Regions from separate parts of the Homo sapiens genome. Here region 1 is linked to region 2. Evidence: read pairs that join two places in POLR2A ChIA-PET (ENCODE). Cell type or tissue: OCI-LY7. All regions are shown on one strand. Links, peaks and the distances in the headings refer to the core of each region. The heading gives the core; the rest is flanking DNA. Region 1 overlaps ABHD17B (abhydrolase domain containing 17B, depalmitoylase). Region 2 has its middle 26 kb from the start of CEMIP2.

Region 1 (12,709 bases), core at 2,035-10,034, 97 kb after region 2:
AACATTTAAAAGAATGCTTATATCTTTCTTCATTTTGTGTGATATGTTGACAACTATGCTCAGTACACTGTATGTGATAAACCATTTAAATTTTGATATATTAGATTTCATGTTAAGAACTATAGTCTAAAATTCAAGATGAATTACTCCATTTATGGATAACTCTGGGGATGCAATATCATTCTGTGTAATCTGTAGTAGTATTCAAAGTATAGCTACATGTGAAACTCTAAGCTCTGAGTGTTATGGTTTTTAGAAAGCCATACACATTACAGAGTTTAGTACATACAGAGAAGCTGAATATTCACCTTGAAAGAAGATGAAGCATCCAAAACACAGTATCAAAGTTTCCTGGGCCAGGCACAGTGGCTCATGCCTGTAATCTGAGCACTTTGGGAGGCCGAGTCAGGAGGATCTCTTGAGGCCAGGAGTTCAAGACCAGCCTGGGCAACATAGGGAGACCCTGTCTCAAAAAAAAAAAAAAAAAATCCACTAACTCACTAACTACAACTTGAACAGGAGGTACTTAGTTGTAACAATGTTTTAAAACATTTTCTATCTTATCTGGGCATGCCTTATGCAGGACCAAAGCTCGTCACACTCTGTTGCCCCGGCTGGAGTGCAGTGACGTGATCTCGGCTCACTGCACCCTCCGCCTCCCAGGCTCAAGCGATCCTCCTACCTCAGCCTCCCGAGCAGCTGGGACCACAGGTGTGTGCCACCATGTCTGGCTAATTATTCGTACTTTTTGTAGAGACAGGGTTTCATGGATGAAACGGGTTCACAGATGAAACAAGTTTCATCTGTGAGATCAAAGGGCTCAAAATTCAGGTGACTTTGCAGGAAAAAGTCAGCTCTGCTTGAAGACACAAACTGGATGAACTGCATGCTACATGAGTTTTTAAACTCGGAGAAAAAATTTAAAAATATTAATGTTTTAATATTTTGAATTAAAAGAAGAAATTTTTGCAAAACCTCTTCTTTGAAAAAGAATCATGTCTGGTACTTTTAAGGTAAAGTTGCAATTTTTAAATACCAATAAGATTCTAGATATAGAGTGTAACAGTGCCAATGGGTCACTTGAAAACACCCTTAGAAGTGTGGGTTTTGTTGGGGTAAACTGAACAAACGCCTTAATAATTTGAGTTTAGAAAAATTTAGAGGAGTTTCTCAAATGGAAAAAAAAATGTACTGGGCAATGTGCAAATAAGAGTCCTTTCTCACTGGTGGAAAGTACTGGAGTTAGACGAAAAAAGAAAGTTGAGGTGAAGATAGGAGGCATCAACCAGAGACATCAAAATAGTGTCAGTTCTAGTGTAAGTTGTGAACTTACTATCCTAGTAAAAAAAAAGCTAGTAAGGTTCAGAAATGAAGATGTTAGATCTATGATGACATTATAGTAGAAGATGAAAATTAAGGGTAAAGAGTCTATAAGCTGTGCCAAGCAAACTAATTTGGGTCAGAAGTCCTATTTATTTTAATGCAGTGCTTTTTATTACTTTTGTTTTCCCTCAGTTTCTTGATACTGCTAGACACTGCACTAGCTAAGCACTCACTCTCCACATATGATTATTTAAATTTAAATTACCTAAAATTAAATATTCACTTCTTCAATCCCACCAGCCACTGTGGCTACAAGTTACACAGCATAGTATGAATATTTCTTTCACTACAGAAAGCCCTAATGGGCAGTGCTGAACGAAAACCTTTGAAACCCAGACAATCCAGAACAAACAGTTCCATGCTTTAAATTCATACTAGCTTCAAATGCTAAAGAGCACCTTCCTTCCTGGCTTTTCCATCAAAGTACATATACGTAAATCTCATAGATCTTTCTGTTGAACATTGATAAAACACACAGAACTAAGTGAGATTGCCTACACAAGACTATTCTGGAAAATTTTATCTTTATGACACAGACTTATTTCTAACCCAATTCTAACATAAAAGCCATTTTATTAAAAATGAGCAGTGCAACTCAATTAGGCTATCTATATGTTTTAATCCACGGTTTGATGAATCAAAAGGATTCATGTTCTTGAGAGGTTCCTTGTAAGCTGAAGTTGCAAGTAAACCATGAGAAAGTGTAAAAAACACTTGTGACTATTAGCTAATGAATTTCTGAACATAGTCCAAAACAGTATCCTAAACACTTACAATCTTGATGATCCACCAGAGCAATGTCCTAACAAGTGAACAAAGTCTTACTGATGGAGCAGTAAAATAGGTTGTTGGTTTTTGCATATGCTAGTATCACATATTCCTATAAAACTTTTGGTGACTGGAAAGTACAATTAGCTCAGGGCTTTTAAAAGTCACACCTTTACCTGTTGCTGAGCGTAAGCTAGACATGAACAGACACATGTTTTCTCTCCCTAATCATCAGCTTTTGGCATTTCTATTCTAAGAATCCAAATCATGCTTATCCTCAAACTCAAAGTTCATAGAAAAGCTGTCATATTACATTGTTCCAGAAACATTCCACAATGCACATTATTCCCTAGTTTATAAGTAAAATAAGTCCCTGAGAAACTTTTCAGGTGAGTACCTACTCAGTATTTTTCATACCATAGAACACCCATATGTACCTCAATATTATCTAGTCAATGTAGTCACAAATCTCACAAAATTTAAGGATTATTGATTATAAATAATGAATACAATCTTTTTTTAAAAAGAGGTTCATATTATGGGTACCCCAGTTTGAATTTCTAAGAGTTACAAAAAAGATTATTTCTAAGAGTTTATACAAAAAGTTTATAAAACCATTTACAGGTCAATACAGCATATGAGCATGGACCCACACAACCCTTATTTACCAAGCAGTAAATAAAATAAGGTGTTTCAATAAAGTTAAAAAAACTTTACCAAACAACAACAAAGGTTTTGTTTTTTAGGCAACTGAAACTGCTGTAAAACATATTAGAGCTACAGTGAAAAGACAAAAACGTAAACGGTGATAATACTACTACTGTATGCAAATAAATATTAGTCAAGTTCCACAATAGGGATTTGATATTTTAAGAAATAACATTGCTATTATGAAAGTATTACAAGACAAAGTTTAAAAAAAAAAACAAACCAGCCAGGTGCAGTGTCTCACGCCTGTAATCACAGCACTTTGGGAGGCTGAGGCGGGCGGATCACAAGGTTAGGAGTTCGAGACCAGCCCGGCCAATATAGTGAAACTCCATCTCTACCAAAAATACAAAAAAATTAGCCAGGCGTGGTGGCAGGCGCCTGTAATCATAGCTACTCGGGAGGCTGAGGCAGGTGAATCACTTGAACCTAGGAGGTACAGGCTGCAGTGAGCCGAGATTGCACCACTGCACTCCAGCCTGGACGACAGTGCGAGACTCCGTCTAAAGAAAAAAAAAAAAATCAAACCGCATGTTACACTATTTTTTAAAAGTCTCCTCGCCAGGCTAAAATTAGGATTGGTTAAAAGTCCACTTCAAAAAATGAAGTTCCCTAGATACTGTCTCCAACTCATAAGAGTAGAGGTTTATATTGGGAAAACCTCCTCTGAGGAATCAGACTAATCTGAAAGACATATCTTAAAAGAGACTGATATGGCAAATTACACAGGGAAGTTGGGGGATCTGGGAGCGTATTTGTGCGATACTGGTGGGGGACAGCTATGCTCTCTACTGTAAGTGGGATGTCAACATGTAAGAAGTAGTAATATAATACTGTTATCTAGCGACATGGAAGTAAACACCAAAAGAATCATTCAAAAATAACTAAATGCCCCTGGGAATTTGTAGAATTATTTGGCTTCCTGACCACATACATGTACAAAACTGATAAAAAACAAAAAATGACCAAAACAAACAAACAAACAAAAAAACACTTAAAACTTCTTTAGTCTCTTCCCTAATCCCAACCCAAACCTCAGCCTTGTTCTCAGAAATTACAATTTTGGGTCATTTGTTTTTAATTCTTCTAGTGCTTACTACCATACTCATTTTTTAAAAAAATCCATTATTTCTTATCACAGTGTAGCCTCATTATAAAAGACTGAGCGGGCTGGGCAAGGTAGCTCATACCTGGAATCCCAGCACTTTAGGAAGCAGAGGCAGGTCGATCACTTGAGGTCAGGAGTTTCAAGACCAGCCTGGCCAACATGGTGAGACCCTGTTTCTACTAAAAATAAAAATAAATAAATAAATAAATAAATAAATAAATATTAGCTGGGAGTGACGGTGCATGTCTGCAATCCCAGCTAGTCGGGAGGTTGAGACAGGAGAATAGCTTGAGCCCAGGAGACAGAGGTTGCAGTGAGCCAAGTTTGTGCCACAGCATTCCAGCCTGGGTGACAGAGCTGGACTCTGTCACACAGACACACACACACACGAAAGACTGAGAAGATTTACCCTAATTCCCACCTTCTATGCTCATTCTGATTTATTTTAGTTTGTATTAGTTATAACTTTAGATATTATAGCTGAACCTGTATTTCTTATTCTATCAACTTTAGGAAGTTTCTTCTGGCTCCCCCATGTAATCATATACCATTATTGCTGACTATACAATTAAGTTTCACATTAAGTTTTATATCATTTGCAATTTATTAAGTTTTTATCTATTGGTTGATTCTCATTAATTGGATAATAAAAAGTACTTACAGTGTCATTCACTGCCCATCCAAGGGGCATGGTAAAACTCAGAGAATAAACAGCAATTTTATGTCACTAAATTCCAAGTGTCAAGGTGTTTACATTCTTGATACTCAATTACACCTCACTGTTCAAAAATAAGGCACATTTTCGTTTGCTTCACATTTGGACTTTCAGAAGAGGCTTTAATTTTCTGAAGTTTTTGCCTTTTTATTACATTTAACATATTCCAATTTATTAGAATTTGTTCAACAAAATCCATGTTGTTCTTAAAGACATGTTTAGACCCCAGTGATTTCTGTTTTAATTTGAAATAATTATGTTCTGGGTTAGTTCACAGCCCAGTTGCCTGCCTACCTAGTACTTCTTTTCATCACATACCTCTGTTGATTCTGAATCTCAAGCTCCTTTTTGTAAGATTTTTTTGTTTGATTTTGCTGTACTACAACTCCCAAGCACTACCCCCCACCCCCTTACCCAAAGGTCTGGCGAAGTAAACTACACTGTTATGTATACTTCCACACTTACAGCAAACTAGGTCTGCTTCAGAATTATAGGTTGTTTCTTAAAATTCTCCTCGAAATTTAAATCATTGGTCCACATTTTCTAGTACCAAGTAATAAAAGTGTCTACCAATCTGATTTTTTAAAAGTGATTCTCATCTCTCAAAAATATTTATGAGATTTCCCTACATCCTTAGCTCTGAAATTTCATAAGCCTATTATCTAAATGTGTGTTATTGTTTGTCCATTTTGTTTTATACTTAATGGGTCCATTTGATCTAAAGCCCCGAGTCTTTACTTAGCTCAGATAATTTTTCTTCTATTTCCTCTCCATCTTCTCTGTTCCATGTGGAATTCCTTTTTAGGAATCCTAGGACTATCCACTATATCTATAAAGCTTTTCTTTTTGTTCTCTTCATTTGTGTTTTTCAGGTAATGCTTGTTCATCTTGGGTTTCATGCTGTTGGAATGCTTCTTTCTTGACTGTTCATATTTCTAAGCAAAGAACTAAATTGGGTTTCCTTTATATTTGTGTAAGCCTATTGACCCAGAAGGCCTATAGTCTGAATAGGACTGACTGCAGAATTGGAACTCCTGTAACTGCTAGAATAAAGAGGATTTTGGAGATAGAGTAGTCAGTGTCAGTCTGTCTCTCACAAACACACACATACGCACTCTCTCTCTCACACACACTCATACCCTGTCTATAGGGCAAACAAGTATGTTCTGTTTATCTCTTCAATGGGACCAGAAGATACTTTACAAATATTCGAGAACATAGTACAGCTTTAACTCTTGGTCCAATAATGTAATTAAAAATTTTACCCAGTAAATTCTTCTAGTGAGATGCCAACGAAGCCTTTGGACAGCACGATAGCACAGTGTAGTCCAAAGAGCACTAAGAATCAAAAGAGCCATGGCTTTCAGTTCTAGTTTTACTATTAAAAAGCTGGTGACTTTAGGGAAGTCAATCTCTTTATACCTCATTTTCCTTTTCTACAAAGTGAAAAGCATAAACTGATAATAAGGTTTCTTCTAGTTCTAAAACTTTGTAACTAAGATGTTCTCATAAGCTTCAGATACAATCTTCCATAGTATATAAAAAGAATGAAGAAATTTATAATTTGAAAAACTTCAGGTTTTCAAAGTTGTTCCGGCTACTAAAAACAAAGCTCCTGGCCAGGCGCAGTGACTCACACCTGTAATCCCAGCACTTTGGGAGGTCGAGGTGGGCGAATCACGAGGTCAGGAGATCGAGACCATCCTGGCTAACACGGTGAAACCTCATCTCTACTAAAAATACAAAAAAATTAGCCAGGCGTGGTGGCGGGCGCCTGTAGTCCCAGCTACTTGGGAGGCTGAGGCAGGAGAATGGCATGAACCCGGGAGGTGGAGCTTGCAGTGAGAGGAGATCACGCCACTGCACTCCAGCCTGGGTGACAGAGTGAGACTCCCTCTCAAAAAAAAACAAAAACAAACAAACAAAAAACACAAAGCTCCTAAACAAGTACACTATATTTACCAAAATTTAGTTAATATAAAATTTATAAACATAAATTTACATTTAGCAAATTAATTTGGGGGGGGGAAGGCAGGTGATAAGGTGGGGGAAGTGCAGAGGTGAGAGAGTAAGGGAGGTTGTCATTTCCTACAGCTGTTTTCCAAAATGAGTGGTTTTTGTATCTTGGTCACTGTAGGGAAATAATGTTGTGTTTTTTAAATTATGGTAAAATATAGATAAAAGTTACTATTTTAAGTGTACAGTTCCATGGCATTAAATACATCCACATTATTGTGCAATTATCACCAGATTTTATTTTTCATCTTCCCCAACTGTAACTCTATACCCACTAAACAATAACATCATTTTCTTCTCCTGCCAGCCTCTGGCAACCACCATTTTGTCTCTATGAATTTGACTATTCTAAGTACCTCATACAAGTGGAATTATACAATATTTGTCCTTTTGTGACAGGCTTATTTCATTGTAGCATGTCTTAGAATTTCCCTTCCTTTTCAAGGCTGAAAAATATTCCATTGTACCTAAAACAAACTATTTTGTCCTTTGCACTCACACCACAACAATCACCAGAATACTTCTGTGACCAGATGTATGAGAGATTTCCCCCAATGCAAGCAATCGCTTCTGCAGTGGACACCAGGTGGGTGTCCTCCCACCCAGTTCAATTCCAACATTATCTACCTGGAGACAGTGTCACATCCCACAGGTTGAGGGCTCCCCACTTCCAATCCCAATCTAAAGCCCCAGGTTGTTTTACCTATGCTTCTGACTAACTGGCTATAAATTGGGGTTCCCACAACCTCTTACTCCAGTCTGATTAATGTGTTAGAGCGACGCACAGAACTCAGGGAGACAGATTTACCAGTTTATTATAAAGGATATTACAAAGGATACAGTTGAAGAGATGCACAGGGCAAGGCATGTAGGAAGGGGATGCCACCCTCCATGTGCTCAGCCATCTGGAAGCTTTCTGAATCCAGTCCTTTTGGATTTTTATGGAAGCTTTGTTAAGTAGGCAATGATTGATTAAATCACTGGCTGTTGGTATCAACTTAACCTTCACGCCCTCTCTCCTACCCAGAGATTAACAGGCAGGACTGTAAATCCCAACCCTCTAATCCTGCCTGTTTCTGGGTAACTAACATCCATCCAATAGCTACCTAGAGGTGCATGGCTTTCAGTCAACTTGTTAGCATACAAAGATACTTCACTGGCCGGGCGCGGTGGCTCACGCCTGTAATCCCAGCACTTTGGTAGGCCAAGGCGGGTGGATCACAAGGTCAGGAGATGGAGATCATCCTGGCTAACATGGTGAAACCCTGTCTCTAATAAAAATACAAAAAAATTAGCTGGGTGTGGTGGCGGGCACCTGTAGTCCCAGCTACTCGGGAGGCTGAGGCAAGAGAATGGTGTGAACCCAGGACAGCGCTTGCAGCGAGCTGAGATCGCACCACTGCACTCCAGCCTGGGCGACAGAGCGAGACTCTATCTCAAAAAAAAAAAAAAAAAAAAAAAAAAAAAAAAAAGGATACTTCACTTTGGAGATTCTAAGGATTGTTGGAGTTGTATGACACAACACAAGAATGAAGATCAAATATATATTTCACAATATAATGCACATTTTGCTTGTCCTTTCATCTACTGATGTTTGACTTATTTCTTATTTATCAGTTGGTAACAAAATAGATACTATAACCAATTTGTGTATACATATAAAACTGGATTAAGGTAATAAATACATTAAATTTCAAATTTTTTAGATTTTTTAAAGATGGTGTCTCAGTCTGTTGCCCAGGCTGGAGTGCAGTGGCACCATTTGGGCTCACTGCAACCTCTGCCTCCTGGGTTCAAGTAGGCTCTGCCTCAGCCTCTCAAGTAGCTGGAATTACAGGTGCCCCGCCACGACACCCAGCTGCCAAAATTTTTAGAAGTTTTATCTTTAGCACTTGGGGCATTATTACTAAAAAATTAAATTGCAGTCTGTACATATTATTAAAAGCTACCTTCTAAAAGCATGGAAATGTATACAAAGGGCCCAGAAAGTCTTATTTCAAAAGGAACTAGACTTCTTGGGCTTAAAAATGTTCATTTTAGCCAGGTGTGGTGGCTCATGCCAGCTACTTGGGTGGCTGAGGTAGGAGAATACTTGAGCCCAGAAATTTGAAGCTGCAGTAAGCTATGATCACACCATGGCACTACCAGTCTAGGTGACAAAGCAAGAACACGTCTCCTAAAAAAAAAAAGTTTCTTTTGATTGTACAATTAATCAAATGAACCATTTCATAAATCATTTACTAACTATAAGGTCATGTTTGTCCTTATTAGTTTTGAACCATATAACATACCCCTCCCCACTGCACATACTTAAATTCAAGTATACCTACACCTAGCAATGGCTGCCACACAGAAATCACTCAAAAGCCACTGCTGGCTGAGCTGAATTTTGTCAAAACAAATCAAACAGTATTATTATTGACTGGCAAATCCAAACTTTCAGGTTTAAAACTTTGCTAGGTTAGAAAAGCCAGGCTAGTGTTAATTTACCAAAACACACTTATGCAGCACTTACTAGGTCTTGCTCCAAGTGCTTTAACAATCCTATGAGATAGATATTATTTTTTCCTCCCTCCTCCCACCCCATTTACAGATGAGGAAACAGAAACATAGATAAGTTTAACTTATGCAAGACCACAGTGTTAGTAAATGGTAAAGCCAGGTTTCATATTCAGCAGTCATCAGGAAGTGTTCTTAGACCTGGAAGCCAAGAAGTTATAACTTCTTAAGGAATTTGACTAGACCAGTACTTACTTGCCTAAAGACTATGTCCTGGCCAAATAGGGTATATAATTGTGTTTCAGGCTGAATTATCTGTCTTTGCAACTTACTCTCAAGATTCTTCTGCCTTCTGTAGAATACCAGTATGGAAAAAGGAGGCTATGACCCAGTATAGATTTTTAAAGTTGAGAAGTACTACATTACCTTACTTTGTAAAGTCTGCAATTTGAAGAATGCATCAAGCTGTTCAGCCTCTGAAACACCAATCTGTCAATGTTCTAATACTTAGTTAACTTTCTTATTAATATCTTCTACCAGAAAATGTCAATGTCTCAGGATAACATTATACTGTATATTGCTCTCAGACCTGACTTTGGACAAACCCTTATTTGGATGGTTCGGAGCTAGGTACTATTTAATCAATTCCATGCAAAATCACTTAATGTGCCAACAGCTTGGGGTCAAGCCTAAAAATTACTTTGGAATGCAACAGGACTATTTAGAGCTGTGGTTCATGGAAAACTCCTGAAACTACATGCAAAATTTTGGGACAAAAGGTCCAAAATATTTAATAACAGACTGACTTGAAAACTACTTTCTCAAAACTCTGGAGGTTCTTAAGATATATTACATTTTCATTTTAAGCTTCTCAGGCTTTACCACTCACCCAATCTAGAACAGCTATAATATCTTAATTTCTATTCAGAAAGCTAAAAGAACCCTTCCTTTTTGCACCTATCTCATCTGTGGTTAAGATGGATATTTCCAGTGCTGTGTAAGACATTTGTTACAAAATAAACCAAGCTGAATCTTAATCTACTCATATCTTGATTCAGTGAATGCTCATTCTGTCCCCAACTTCACTTCTATATGATTAACATTCTCAGCTGTAGATAGGAATTTCTACATTGTACTCCTGACTTCAATTTCTTTTTTTATCTTTTAGAATTGCATAAAATTGCAGACTACAAATGTAGTAGCAGACTTCTTATCCCTGCCCTGAAAATATGTCTACATACGGGCATTAAGGAATATCCCTAGTTCTGTCACCTATCCAGTGGGGGTTCAAGAGAACTTGGTCAAGATATCAAACTTCTAAAAAATATCTTGAGTTCTTGGTAACTTAGAGATACTGGTGAAGGAGGAGGGTTAGAATTTCAGCCTGCGAATAAAAAAGATGCCAAATTTGTAGCATAAGGCTTCAGCTTTTCCTAGTGGAAATGCTGTTTAAAAAGTCCTCTGATGGTTATTACAAAGTCAAGCAAATAAACAGGGGGTCTATGTATATATACAGTTCTATCTTCTACCAAAACACACACACACACACACACACATATATATATATACCTTCTTCAAGACATAGGAGTGTCCCTCTCCTCACCTTTTCAAAGGCAAATGACAGAATTAAAAGGGAAAATGGGATAAATGGACATAGAGAAAATTGATTAAACCCCTGTATAGGTTTTCATGTTGTTACAAAAAAGATCCTTTTTTCTGAGCTGAAGAAGCTGAATTTGGTTAGGAAATGTCATTTCTCTCTTCTAGCAGCCCTGGGGCTGATTATATACAAAACCTCTTAGAATAAGGGTTAAGATGTTCAGTGGTGGGTGCCCAAGAGGAAGTACAGAACAATAAGAAAATGTTTAGGTCTCTCATTGGAGACACATGAATTTATAACTAGAAAGAATTTTAGGTGCCAACTAATGGCTAATAAATCAATCTGTCCCCTTTTTACCTAAAGATTAACCAAGAAAAGTTACAGAAGTGGCAGCTCCAAGAATAACCTATAAAACTAATTAATAACAGTTGGCTTAGAGGGTTTCAACCACTCCATATCATTAAACTTCTTGTAACCTTGCCCTACACGAGATATAAAGTCATTCTGCAGGCCACGCTCAGTGGCTCATCCCAGCACTTTGGGAGGCCAAGGTGGAAGGATCACTTGAGCCTGAGTTCAAGACCAGCTTGGGCAACATAGTGTGTACAAAAAATAAAAATTAGCTGGGTGTGGTGGCACACGCCTGTGGTCCCAGCTACTCAGGAGTCTGAAGTGGGAGGAGTACCTGAGCCCAGGAGTCGAGGCTACAGTGAGCCATGATCGTGCCACTGCAATCCAGCCTGGGCAACAGGGGAAGACCCTGTCTCAAAAAATATAAAAAATGAAATTAAAATGAAGCCATCTTGCAAAGAATTTATTTCCCAAAGGAAGTTATATTCCTCGTTTAACTATCAATCCCTTTTCCATATACTATATATAATACCTTTTTAGTAGAGATATGGGGGAATTATAACATTTATGCACTCTCAATATAAATGTAATACTCTTTAACTCTCTTTACATAGATGTTGTAACATGTCAGTCAATCCTTACTAATGTGGCCTTCAGTTTGTCTACCCAGTTTGGCTAGCTGCATAAACTGTCATCTCTACCACTTCCTTTTCCTCTGGCTGCAGCTGTTTTCCCTTAATCATATGCATCTGTAAGTAAAGGTTTGAAGAAATAGCACTACTCTTAGATGTGTAACAAACACTTGTTACTTGTGCTTAATAAAACTTTTCCAGCCTCAAAAAGTTTACATTTCACCACCTTCTTCAAATATGGAAATTTTGTCTTTTCATACATTTTTTTTCAGTAGTGCTTAAGAAGAAATGGAATAAAGATTTCAAAGAATAGACTAGATGCCTAATATAAGAAAATAAGAACAATATATTTAACAGATTGGGAATTAATGTTCTGTAGGGTCTTTTCATCCAATAAAAAATTAAGGGCTATTTAATGTGGAGTAGATTTTAAGCTTTCAGAAATCAGAAGACAGCAGAGATCAAGAATTAGGAAAGCCTTTGTGAGAGAATTAGAACTTCATTTAGATATGACTTCCCAAAACGGAGGGAAAATCCTCCAGGCTAGGAGGATAATGTGTAAAGTGAGAAAGAAGAAAAGCATAGGGTGCATGGTGGAAAGGAAGTAAAAACATGGGAGGCTGGGCATGGTGGCTCACGCCTGTAATCCAAGCACTTTGGGAGGCCGAGGTGGGCAGATCACCTGAGGTTGGGAGTTCGAGACCAGCCTGACCAACATGGCGAAACTCCATCTCTACTAAAAAAAAAAAAAAAAAAAATTAGCTGGGCATGGCGGTGCATGCCTGTAATCCCAACTACTCAGGAGGCTGAGGCAGGAGAATCGCTTGAACCCAGGAAGCGAAGGCTGCGGTGAGCCAAGATCGTGCCTTTGCACTCCAGCCTGGGCAACAAAAGTGAAACTCTATTTCAAACAAACAAACAAACAAACA
Region 2 (12,709 bases), core at 2,893-10,892:
TTTAGTACAGACAAGGTTTTACCATGTTAGCCAGGCTGGTCTCGAACTCCTGACCTCAAGTGATCCACCTGCCTTAGCCTCCCAAAGTGCTGGGATTACAGGCATGAGCCACCGCACCCGACTGTTTATTTTTAATTTTTAGAATAGCATAAATATTTTCTTATCTAGGATGTGCAAGGTATGTATATACAAAAGCAAGAGAACCAAATTTAACTTATCTTCCAGAATTGAATTAGTACCTCGAAGAAACCTTAGAGATCATCCAATTCAACTCCTTATTTTATAGAAAATGAGAACAAGACACAGACTGTATCCAAAGGAAATATTTGAAGAAGTCAACATGGATGTTTTGCACTAGGATGTTCACCCAACAATGTTTATAATAATAGGGGAAGGGGAATTATCTCAATATCCCGTCATGGAAAGTTGTTTTAAAAATTATTTTGTTGGCCAGGCGCGGTAGCTCACGCCTGTAATCCCAACACTTTGGGAGTCCAAGGAGGGTGAATCACGAGGTCAGGAGTTTGAGACCAGCCTGGCCAACATGGTAAAACCCCATCTCTACTAAAAATACAAAAAATTAGCTGGGCGTGGTGGCAGGTGCCTGTAGTCCCAGCTACTCGGGAAGCTGAGGCAGGAGAATTGCTTGAACCTGGGAGATGGAGGTTGCAGTGAGCCAAGATCATGCCACTGTACTCCAGCCCAGGTGACAGTTCGAGACTCTGTCCCAAAGAAAAAAAAAAAAAAGAAAAGAGAAGTAAAGAAAATCATTTTATCAATACAATAGATTATCTGTAGCCATTAAATGATGTAAATGTATGTTAAATGAAACTTACTAATCATATATGAAATAGAAAAGCAAATTCTAAAATAGCATGTATAATATAATCCCATTTTTCTAAAAGTAAATGTGTATGGGTGTGTGTGACTGCAGAAAAATGTCTAGAGAGAAATTACTAAAATATCACTAGTGATGCCATCTAGGCAAAACTAGAATTGGTTTTAACTGACTTTTTAAAAAATCTTAGTAAAGTGTGAATTTTTACATCAATTCTTAAACAGGAAAAATAAAGTTATTTTCATTTCAAGAAGCAAAAATATTTTTATTTTGACTCTCACTGATAAATATTAACCACCATCAAAAGTGTGTTGGGGCTGGCCATGGTGGTTCACACCTGTAATTCCTGCAGGTGGCAGGAATGCCCACCTTTGGGAGGCAGAGGTGGGCAAATTGCTTGAGTCCAAGAGTTCAAGATCAGCCAAGGCAATATGGCAAAACCTCATGTCTACAAAAAATACAAAAATTAGCCAGATGTGGTGGCATATGCCTTTAGTCCCTGCTACTCAGGAGGCTGAGGTGGGAGGATCGCTTGAGCCCGGAAAGAGGAGGTTGCAGTTAACCAAGATCATACCACTGCACTCCAGCCTGGATTGCATGGGAGACCCTGTCTCAAAAAAGGAAACAAAGTGTGTTGGACAGTATTTTGAAATTGTTACTAGAGGCATTATTCTTTTCTTTTTCTTTTTCTCTTCTTTTCACTTTTAAGACAAGGTCTCACTTCATTGCCCAGGCCAGAGTACAGTGGTGTGATCGTGGCTCACTACAACCTCTCGGTCTCAAGTGATCCTCCCACCTCAGCTTCTGGAGGGTAGCTGGTACTACAGGGGCACCACCCTGCCCAGCTAATGTTTTTTAAAAAAAACATAAGTTGTACAGACCAGGTCCCACTATGTTGCCCAGTCTGGTCTCAAACTCCTAGCCTCAAGTGATCCACCTGCCTTGGTCTCCCTAACTGTGGAAGCATTATTCTTAATTTCCAAGATCAGAACTCCATTAATGATAACATGGAAGGTCAGGTGAGGTGGCTCACGCCTGTAATCCCAGCACTCTGGGAGGCCAAGGCGGGTGGATCACTCGAGGCCAGGAGTTCGAGACCAGCCTGACCAACATGGTGAAACCTCATCTCTACAAAAAAATACAAAAATTAGCCAGGCATGGTGGTACATGGCTGTAACCCCAGCTACTCGGCAGGCTGAGGCATGAGAATCACTTAAACCTGGGAGGCGGAGGTTACAGTGAGTGACAGAGTAAGACTATCTCAATAAATAAATAAATAAATAAATAAATAAAACACAAGAGAACAACAGTGGACTTGGCAATGGAATTATACCACTGGGATTCAAATTTGAAAAGAAAGCAGAATGTGTCTGATTCATTCGAGAAATACTTGCAATAGGGAGTTTTTTTGTATGGATGTAGGAATGTAGGAATGGATGGATGGATGTAGAGATGAATGGACAGATGACTGGATGAATGGATGGATAGATATGCTTAAATATTTATGAACATACATCACATATTATTCTCTAAATGACTAGAGATGGCTGGAAGGAGAGATGGATTGCTAGAATGACCCTAGGTTTTCATCCTTTAGTATTCATAGCCAACTTTGACAGTAATCATATTTCTTTGTGTTGTAACACCCTCTTAGAGAAAGAAAGGAGAACTTTAGGGCTTTGCTCCTCTGAACCTCTGTCCAATCAATATGCTTTTTTTTTCTTTCTTTCTTTTTTTTTTTTTTTTTTTTTTTTTTTTTTTTTTTTTTGAGATGGAGTCTAGCTCTGTCACCCAGGCTGGAGTACAGTGGCACTATCTCGGCTCACTGCAAGCTCCACATTCCAGGTTCAAGCTATTCTCCTGCCTTAGTCTTCCAAGTAGCTGGGACTACAGGCACCATGCCAGGCTAATTTTTGTATTTTTAGTAGAGATAGGGTTTTACCATGTTGGCCAGGCTGGTCTGGAACTCCTGACCTTAGGTGATCCACCCACCTCAGCTTCCCAAAGTGCTGGGATTACAGATATGAGCCACCGTGCCCGGCAAGTCAATACTCTTCTATCATAAAATGCTCTCACCCAGCTTTGTGGCTTCAAAGAATGGATGGAGGTGTGGTAAATGGTGACAATTACAACTATTTGAGGAGTTCTTAGCCTCTATAGAAGGCACGGGGCCTCTTTAAAATCTGAAGAAAGCTAGGGCCCATCCCTCTAGAAAAAATGAGCACTATATTCTGGCATATTCAGAAGACTCATGAGACCCCAGAGTCCGTCCTTTGATTTCATTGAGGTTCATGAACTCTATGTTAAGGACTCCTAAGATAAGTTGCAGTAAGAGATGACCGGAGCTGGTAATGACAGGCAGAACTGGCCATGGATGTTTTGGAGGTCAAGCCCATGTATTCCTCTTTGACACAGAGGATCCCGACTACCTTGAATGGAGCTGAAGTAACTGGATACTTCCAATTAGAAGGAAGAGGCTGGAAGTTAATATTTTTTTTGGTAAATACTTTGAGTTATAACAATACCTTTCAGAATAAATAATTCACCACAATCCCAAGAGTTGAATTAAGGACAAGAGTCCATGATTCCTCACAAAGAAATGGAAGAAATAAAACTAAAGATGTATTCATTTATTCAACAAGTCTATATTGAAATCTCACTGTGTGCCAGGCCCCATTCCAGGAGCTGAAGACATAACAAAGAACAAAATAGACACAGTGTCTGCCATGTGGAGCTCACTTTATTGTTGAGGTAGGGGGAGGAAGACAATAAACAAATAATTACGTTACATAATGTCATAGTGTAATAAGTGCCCAAAAGAAAAATACAACAGGGTAAAGAGAAAGAGAGCAACCAGGAGGCTGCGTGACAGGGAGCAGTGAGGGAATGCCTCACTGAGAAAGACATTTGAACAGATGCCAGAATGGAGTGAAGGAATGAGCGGTGCAAGCATCTGGGGAAAGGATTTTCCAGGAAAAGAAAAAAAAAAAGGAATTGCAAATGCTCTGGAAAAGGAATGTATCCCATGTGTTTGAGAAACAGCTAGGAGTCTGCTGTGGTTGGAGGTAGGTGAGCAACGGAGTAGGGAGATAGCTGGGAGGTATCCTGGGGTCAAACCATGTAAAGGTTTGCAGGCCACAGGAAGGGCTTAAAATTGTCTTCAGCCATGTGTGGTGACTCACGCCTGTAATTCCAGCACTTTGGGAGGCTGAGGTGGGTGGATCACTTAACGTTGGGAGTTCAAGACCAGACTGGCCATATGGCGAAACCCCCTCTCTACTAAAAATACAAAAATTAGCCAGGAGTGGTGGCAGGCACCTGTAGTCCCAGCTACTCCAGAGGTTGAGGCAGGAGAATCGCTTGAACTTGGGAGGTGGAGGTTGCATTGAGCCAAAATCGCGATGCTGCACTCCAACCTGGTAGACAGAGTGAGACTCTGTCTCAAAAAAAAAAAAAAAAAGCATAAATGTTATATTTTGTCACAAGAAATAAAGGTAGATCCATGTGGGACAAAAAAAAAGAAAAGAGAAAAAGAAAAAAAGTTGTCTTTTAGGAGTTGTGGGAAGCCATCAGAAGGCTTTCAGCAAGGGAGTATCATGATCTGACTTATGTTTTATGAAGAGTCACTCTGGTGCTATGTGAAGAGAAGACCGTCAGAGGAGGACAGTGAAGGCTGAGGGACAGGAAAGAATGCTTATTTTCCATTTCCAGATAGTAACCAGTGATTTTTGGTGGCTCTAGGAAAAGGACATAGATACAAAAATTATTTGGATAAAACCGCGTTCTTTAGTCCAGTTCTTTCCATTCAGTATGTTACGAACATCCAGCTGGTAGGTCCTGGAAACCAGTCAGCAATCACCCCACTCAACATTAGCTTTTTTTTTTTTTTTTTGAGACAGAGTTTTGCTCTTGTCACCCAGGCTGGAGTACAATGGCGCAATCTTGGCTCACTGCAACCTCTGCCTCCTGGGTTCAAGTGATTCTCCTGCCTCAGCCTCCCAAGTAGCTGGGATTACAGGCGCCCACCACCACGCCCAGCTAATTTTTGTATTTTTAGTAGAGATGGGGTTTCACCATGTTGGTCAGGCTGGTCTCGAACTCCTGACCTCAGGTGACCCACCCGTCTCGGCCTCCCAAAGTGCTGAGATTATAGGCGTGAGCCACCACACCAGCCTAGCTCTTATCTTTTTTGTGCAAGTAATTTCTTGTCTTTTCCTCAATCTTCCCACTGCAAGGTAGGGATAGTAGCTAAGATATAGCCAACAAAGCCCTGGACTTGGATTCAGAAGACCTGGTCTGACAACAAAAACCTGTATAGATTGGGTAAGTCATTTAACCTCTCTGGACCTCAGATTCTTCATAAGATGAAAAATAATGCTAAACTTTTCACAGAGAAGTTATGAGAAGTAAAATTCAAAACTGTATTTGAAAGAACTTTGAGAACTGCAAAGGGCTATGCAAACAGAAAGAATGATTACTGAAGCCTGACTCAGCTCCTGTTAAATCTTAACCCAGCTCAGACCTGGCAATCACTAAAGGAAAGAAGATGGGGACAAAAATATTTCTCCCATTACTCTCTTGCACTTAGCTCTGGAGATGGTTGGCCGGAGGGCAGGCTAAGATTTTTCAGGAAAGAGAAAAAGGAATGGGAGAGACAGTGGGAACCTGAGTACTGGAGGGAAATGGGAGAGAAAACACAAGAAAAAAGCTGATTCTGGATAGTAGACAGTGGTGCCACTGCCCAGATTGCCTTTTAAGGCTTGCAGTCAATAGATAGTCTCTAACTACCAGCTATGTCAGGGTCTGACAGTGAAGAATGCACTGGCCAGGGAAGAATGCAGTGAACTGGGAAGAATGCACTGGCCTGGGAAGAATGCACTGAACTGGGAAGAATGCACTGGCCTGGGAAGAATGCATTGGCCAGGAAAGAATGCAGTGAACAAGGAAGAATGCATTGGCCTGGGAGCCCTGTCCTGAGATACAGACCACAGCGGCTCTGCCTGAGGCCCAGAATTCAGGAAAAGGCAAATCCAGACACAGAAAATGTTTCTATTCTTGAGAATGAACTGCTGGCCCTTCCAGAATGAAAGGGGCCCAATGTAGTCAACTTCTTCCCTAGTCTCTGTTGCTGGCAGCTGCACGTTTTGTAGTGGCAGTCTTGGTAAATGGGAATCCACAATGCTTGTTCCATGAGTGACCTCAATCTCTGCTACCACGGTCACTTGATTCGTGTGTCTATCATGCCAACACTGGGGTGGCCAATGACAGAGATGTCTGTCAGTCAACTGGCTAGGACATTTTGGCTACTTGGTTTTTAGTGACTCTTTTGAGGGTGCTCTCTGGTGGATGTTCACATTTTATGCACTTTATGCTCATTCCCGTATGTCTATCCACATCCCTCTCCCCTAGACCTCCAATCTTTTTCCCTCCAAGTCCCAAATCAGCTGACCAGACCATTTGCCATTGCTCATGAGTTTGTATATATCCTAACCTCAAGCTACTTCTCTTTCCACACAAAGTGGTTAGCCAAGTGCCCTCCTCAAAGCACTGCCTATTGGGAGGATTTTCCCCTGCCACTGTCTCTCAAGACCACCTTTGAGCAGACTGTGGAGAAGCTACCATCCACTTCCAGCTTGCACTCATACATAGGGCAGAGCAATCTACAAAGCAAGCTCAAATTTCTCTTTTTTCAACTTGCAATGAAGAATCCCCCATTCAGCTATGAGGGCGCAGCAATGGGAAAACAGTGGTAGGTACATTGGCAGTCTGCGCTGCTGCTCATGCAGCTTACTTCTGCCCTCTGGTCCTGCTTCTCTTCAGTCCGGCAGCACCTTCATTTTAGGATGAATTCCTGCTGGTGTCCCCTTATCTTATAACTTGGTTGATTTGCCCCAGATCACAATGAGAAGTTTCACTGCCTGGTCACTTGGCAACCATTGGCAGGCTTTCTGTCTCTACCAGAGCCTTGTAGCATGGTAGGAGTAGTTTTTCCAAAGGCATGTGATTCTCCACCAGAGATGGCATAGCCTTGCTCCAGATTCCCAAGGCCTTGAGTTGTGATTCTTCCACTGGCACTTGCCACAAAACCCATATAGCATCTTTCTCTCTTTTTAATCTACCTATCTGCACACTGAACACATAGCATCTTTTCTCATAACTGATACCTCCAATGCAAGTGTATCTGCAGGATCATATGGCCCAAGCGACAGGGCCCAGACCTGCTGCGGAGCCTTTTCTTGCGCTAGGTCCTATGTAAGCTTGGCAGTCTTTCATGTCACTGAGTATATGAGCGGGAGCAGTAATCAAAATATGCACATGGCTACAAATTTTCATCTATTTTTGCTAAACATAATGTGAAGGTGGTTGAAAGCTGGATGCCCCAGGAAGAAGTGCATCAATTTACATGTAAGATCTCGGCTCTGAGGGAAGGAAACACTAGAGAACCCTCCTCTCAAAACCACCTATGATTGCTTTTTCCTGAGGCATGCAAAAATCAGACTTTCTAGTTGATTAGCCAGGCATGAAGTTCTATCTTGACAAGAAGAAAGTACATCCTGTTGTCTTCTTGTCTCGATCTCAAATGTGCTCTTGCCAGATATTAATACATTGCCTTTCTTTAAACACAGGAAGTGGGTAAGGCAAATTTTCTCAAAGGCTCAGAACGGCACAATATTTCTCCCCTTTGCTTACATGCAGAAGATATCTGAGAATATATCTAGCCAATATGTGTAAAGTTTTCATTGACTCAAGCAAGCAGAAGAGTTCAGACAATAATAAGGCATCCTAATTGTTCTAGTGTAAAAAAAAGCTCTGCACTTATTTGCGGTTATTTTTTAAAAATCCACTTTGGAAAATGTGCAGAAAATTTCAGGCTTGGCTAATGCTCTTTTTCCATCTCATGTCCTTTAGCATATGACTCAAGTTTTCCATGTTATCATAAGGTAATTTTGCTATCTTTCATTTATTAGTGTTTATTATTAATTACTTATTATTATAATATAATGCCAATATAATCACACTTAATACTTAGAAAAATCTAGTAAAGGAGGCTGTGTCAGGGATCTACAGGACCACTCCCAGGTTAGTGATTTGCTAGAAATCTAAATATAATGACATTCATGGCTAAAATTTATTACAGTAAATAGATGCAAAGAAAAATTAGCAAAGGGAAAAGGCACATGGGCGAGGTCCAGAAGTAACCAAGCACAAGCTTCCAAGAGCCATCTCCCAGTACGGTCCCCTCCCAGTACAGTCCCCTCCCAGTAGAGTCCCAAAGGACATGCTTGATTCCTCCAGCAATGAGTTGTGACAACACATGTGAAATGTTGTCTACAAGGTGAGATAGGAGGTGGGACTCTGGAGGTGATGCTCAGAAACTGGACCAGATTGAGGACTAGCTAAAACAGGGAAGAGATAAAAATACCTCTCTGTAAGACATGCCCACAAGAGTGCCATGTCAGTTTACCATTGCCATGGCAACACCCAGAGATTTCTGCCCCTTTCCATGGCAATGACCCAATGACTCAGAAGTTACCACTCTTTTTCTAGAAATTTCTGCATAATCCACCCCTTGATTTGCATGTAATTTAAAGTGGGTATAACTATGACTGCAGAACTGCCTCTGAGCTGCCACTCTGGGCACACTGCCTGTGGGGTGGCCTTCTCCACAGAACCAGTACCTCTGCTGCTGCTGTACACTGCTGCTTCAATAAAAGTTGCTGTCTAGGCCAGGCGCAGTGGCTCATGCCTGTAATCCCAGCAATTTGAGAGGTTGACGTGGGCGGATCACTTGAGCCCAGGAGTTTGAGACCAGCCTGGGCAACATGGCAAAATACTGTCCCAACTAAAAATACAAAAATTAGCCAGCCATGGTGGCATGCACCTGTGGTCCCAGCTACTCAGGAGGCTGAGGTAGGAGGATCACTTGAGCCTGGGAGGTTGAGGCTGTAGTGAGCTGTGACCATGCCACTGCACCCAAGCCTTTGAGACTCTGTCTCAAAAAAAAAAAAAAAAAAAGGTGCTTTCTAACATGACCAGCTGGCTCTTGAATTCTTTCCTGGGCAAAGGCAAGGCAAGAACTCTCGCTGGCTAAGCCCCAGCTTTGGGGCTTACCTGCCCTGCATCAAAGGGAAGCCCATTAGGGCCTCAGTGCTGAGAATTTTTACTGGGGATGGTGGTTTATAATCTCAGTATTTTTCATTTCTAAAAGATTTATAAAGGAAAAGTAAGGATGTTCATCTATGTAGTTGTCTCTGTTAGTTTCTTTGTGTGATTGTTGGTTTTGACTTTGACCTGATGTGAAAAAATGTCCCAAGGACAGACACCAAGGAAAGCACGAGATGAGTAATCCATCAAAGCTTCTGTATGAGATGCAAGCCTTCCTCTTTCCATCTCTTCATAGGAGGAAATGGGAAGATTCTTCCCCTGAATCACAGCCCTCCAAGTGTCTACAGGATATACAGCTATTTTCACTTCAGTAGCTTCACATGGGAAAAAATCCCTGACATGGCTATCAGGTCAAAATGAATCAAGAGATAAGATATGTGTATCTGTGAGACTTTTAGACCTAAAACCAGGCTACCCATGACAACTATTTATTGGCTCTCTTAACTGTATTAAAGCACAAATACAAAAAGATAAACATGTTGTCTAAAAATAAATCAATAAATTGGTCTACTCTACCCACTTCAGCATTGCGAAGGAACTACTGTGCAACTCAGTCTACACTGTGCTGTTTCTTCTGGCACGTTTCTTGAATTTGATTTGCACAGCAGAAAAGAATCCTCTCATAGGGCATTATTTATGTATCAGCACAGCAAATACTTTGGTCAGCTACCCAATACTAATAAAACTAACGCCTGTTTATGGTTCATCTTAGTCTCACTTGTTTTCTCTTTTCAAATTGTGTTGTTGCTGTTATTGTTGCCATTGTTGTTGTTGAGACAGGGTCTTGCTTTGTCACCCAGGGTGGAATGCAGTGGTACAATCAACGGCTCACTGCAGCCTCAACCTCCCGGGCTCAAATGATCCTCCCACCTCAGCCTCCTGAGTAGCTGAGAGTACAGGTATGTGCCACCATGCCCAAAGAGTTTTATTTATTTTTGTAGAGATGAGGTCTCACTATGTTGCCCAAGCTGTCCAGCTGTCCTTAACTGGACTCAAGCAATCTTCCCTCCTTGGCCTCCCAGAGTGCCGGGACTATAGGCATGAGCCACTGTGCCCAGCCTTTTAAATGTTTTAATTGGCAAATAATAAATTTATTTATGGGGTATAATGTGTGATATTTTGATATATGTATACAATGAAATAAATAAATCAAGTCGATTAACATATTGATCACCTCACTTATTATTTCAGTCTCTCTTGTTTATTTTCAAACCTTAGAAGCTTTGTATAAATAAAAGCATATTTAGCCTTAAGGAATGAAGTCAGTGGTTATTTCAACCACCTCTTGGCCCATATGCCCTTCCGTTTTTCTCCCCAAACCGTGCTTTTATGATCAATATGCCTCTCTAAGCTTAGGTGAAAATTTCAGCCCCATAATTTATAAGTGAAGTGAGCTTGGACCAGCTACTTAAACTTTCTGGCTTCAGTTTCTTCATCTGTAAAATGAGAATGATAATAATATTCATCTCTTGAAGTAGCTGAAAGAATTAATTATACAATGCATGCAAAGCCCTTAGCATACTGCCTGATACTTAATAAATGCTTAACATTTTTTTATTTATTTTTCTTTATTATCATAAAGGCCACTCGGTGATCATTGATAATCCATTTTGAAAAGTCTGTACAATCTATTAGAACAGAAATTCCTTTGGCCAGGCATGGCATCGCACACCTGTAATCCCAACACTTTGGAAGGCCAAGGTGGTGAATTGCTTGAGCCTTAGGAGTTTGAGGCCAACCTGGGCAACATAGCAAGACCCCATCTCAACAACAACAAAAAAGAAATTATTTTATTTTCTTCTTTTTTGACCTGAAGCATTTATGTAATGTTGGTACTGTTCTTATCTATGAAGACTGGGTATTGGGAAAGTCATGCAAAAACCCAGGAGAACCCTTTGGTGCCAAATGTTGAGAGTATAGGGGTCCATCAGGGACTAAATGTGAGCTAAAAGTCACAAGGTTCCAGGCAACAGGAAGATAGAGCACCAGCTGAAACCCTGAGATAACTTTGGAACTAGGAATGGAGGCCACCTTTACTGACACTTTCTTGTAATCTTTCCCAATCAATTTTGCTTATTTGGTATGTGGGTTGCTATGGTGATGGGATAATGGGAAGAAACTGTACAACAGATGGTCCTAATCTATTTAAACTTTACTAAAGTTTATTCCTTTGAGGTAAAACTGTGACAGCACATACCTAGTTGCTAAGATGCCACTAAGCATCATGACTTTAGTCTGGCCTCTGTCTTCCCTATACATCCTTGTAACCCAGGGATGCCACCATTTATGCCAAGTAATACGATTTGGTGAGGGTTAAAGACTGCTATTTGGTAGCAGTTAAGCATATGCTTATGTAAGGATCTAAAGGCTGAGCACGGTGACTCACACCTGTGCTTCCAGCACTTTGGGAGGCCAAGCCGGGAGAATCACTGGAGGCCAGGAATTCAGGTCCAACCTGGGTGACATAGTGAAGCCCCATCTCTATAAAAACTAGAAAAAAATTGCCAGTGTGGTGGTGCACACCTGTACTCCCAGTACTTGGGAGGTTGAGGTGGGAGGAGCACTTGAGCCCAGGAGGTTGAAGCTACAGTGAACTTTGATCATGCCATTGCACTCCAGCCTGGCAAACAGAGATACAGAGTTAGACCTCATCTAAACACACAACACACACACACACACACACACACACACACACACACAAGAATCTAAAAGATTTTACTATAAAGTTGTAAAAAGAACTTGAGATTTGGAATCACAAAAATTTAGCTTTCAAAGCTTCCCTCCACCACTTAATAGCTCTGTGTTCTTGGATGTTTGTTTACCTCTAGAACCTTATACAACAGGACAATAGTGTCTGTTCTCACTGCTTAGTAGTTGTTATGATAATCAAATGAATTAACAAACTTGGAAACTGTTTATGAACTGTCACACATCATAAAGGTATTTTGGTACTATCCAAATGACTGCCTTAGAGTGAGGCTCCATGCAACCTTTTCAGAGAAGTTGCTGCCTGTCTCCCAGAATAAGGTTAATGAGCTGAATTAGAAGGTGACACTTCCCAACAAACCACCAACCTAATGAGCACCCCGAATAAGAGCTTTGGAAAAGCACTGCATTGAACAAAATGTCTTTTAAACCTGTTTACCTTCTCCCAAAAATTTCTTAGTAGAAAACAAAATTAAAGACCATCTCTCTCTCTCTCTTTTTTTTTTTTTTTTTAAGAGACAGGGCTCGCTCTGTCACCCAGGCTGGAGTTCAGTGGCACAGTCACAGCTCACTGCAGCCTCGAACTCCTGGGCTCAAGCAATCCTCCTGCCTCAGCCTCCTGAGTAACTACAACTACAGGCATGTGCCACTGCACCTGGCTGCAAGATCGCCTCTCTAAAAAAAAGAAAAAACAAAATTAAAACTGTAAAATTAAAAGTTTACCAAATGCTTACAATAACTCATGCCTGGCCATTTTTTAAAAATAAAATACAGGTTGAAATTAGTACAAATCCATTCAGACCTTACCTAAACAGAAAGAACCAAGCTGTAACATTTGATGACAGTTTGAAAATATCTATTGGAATAATGGTACAATCTATAAGATACTGAGGCTTAACTCTATAAAAGATATCATCAGCAAGTATGGGTAAGGTTGCTAAATATTTTTCAAGCTGATTTTTTTTTTTTTTTTTGAGGCGGAGTCTTGCTCTGTCGCCC

What was found. ChIA-PET counts read pairs that join two places held together with the same protein. Peaks named below come from ENCODE experiments on the same cell type or tissue, not always from the same donor. Only the 100,000 strongest peaks of a DNase experiment are listed, where the experiment ranks them.
Region 1: POLR2A ChIA-PET joins it to region 2 with 11 read pairs; 4 of 35 experiments call an interaction of 5 or more read pairs at or near these places.

Annotation. Positions count from the first base shown.
Region 1 is chr9:71,885,952-71,898,660 of GRCh38, forward strand. The region is part of intron 1 of ABHD17B (abhydrolase domain containing 17B, depalmitoylase); the gene reads right to left. Among named protein-coding and RNA genes, the nearest start is that of ABHD17B, 19 kb to the right of the region's middle. In OCI-LY7, for the core only: no CTCF peak of the experiment used is centred there; a DNase peak (open chromatin) is centred at 6,040; H3K4me3 peaks cover 3,242 bases; H3K27ac peaks cover 6,095 bases.
Region 2 is chr9:71,788,225-71,800,933 of GRCh38, forward strand. No RefSeq gene overlaps it. Among named protein-coding and RNA genes, the nearest start is that of CEMIP2, 26 kb to the left of the region's middle. RefSeq lists enhancers at 5,544-6,093, 6,094-6,642, 7,179-7,268. In OCI-LY7, for the core only: no CTCF peak of the experiment used is centred there; DNase peaks (open chromatin) are centred at 7,357 and 8,857; H3K4me3 peaks cover 1,537 bases; H3K27ac peaks cover 2,064 bases.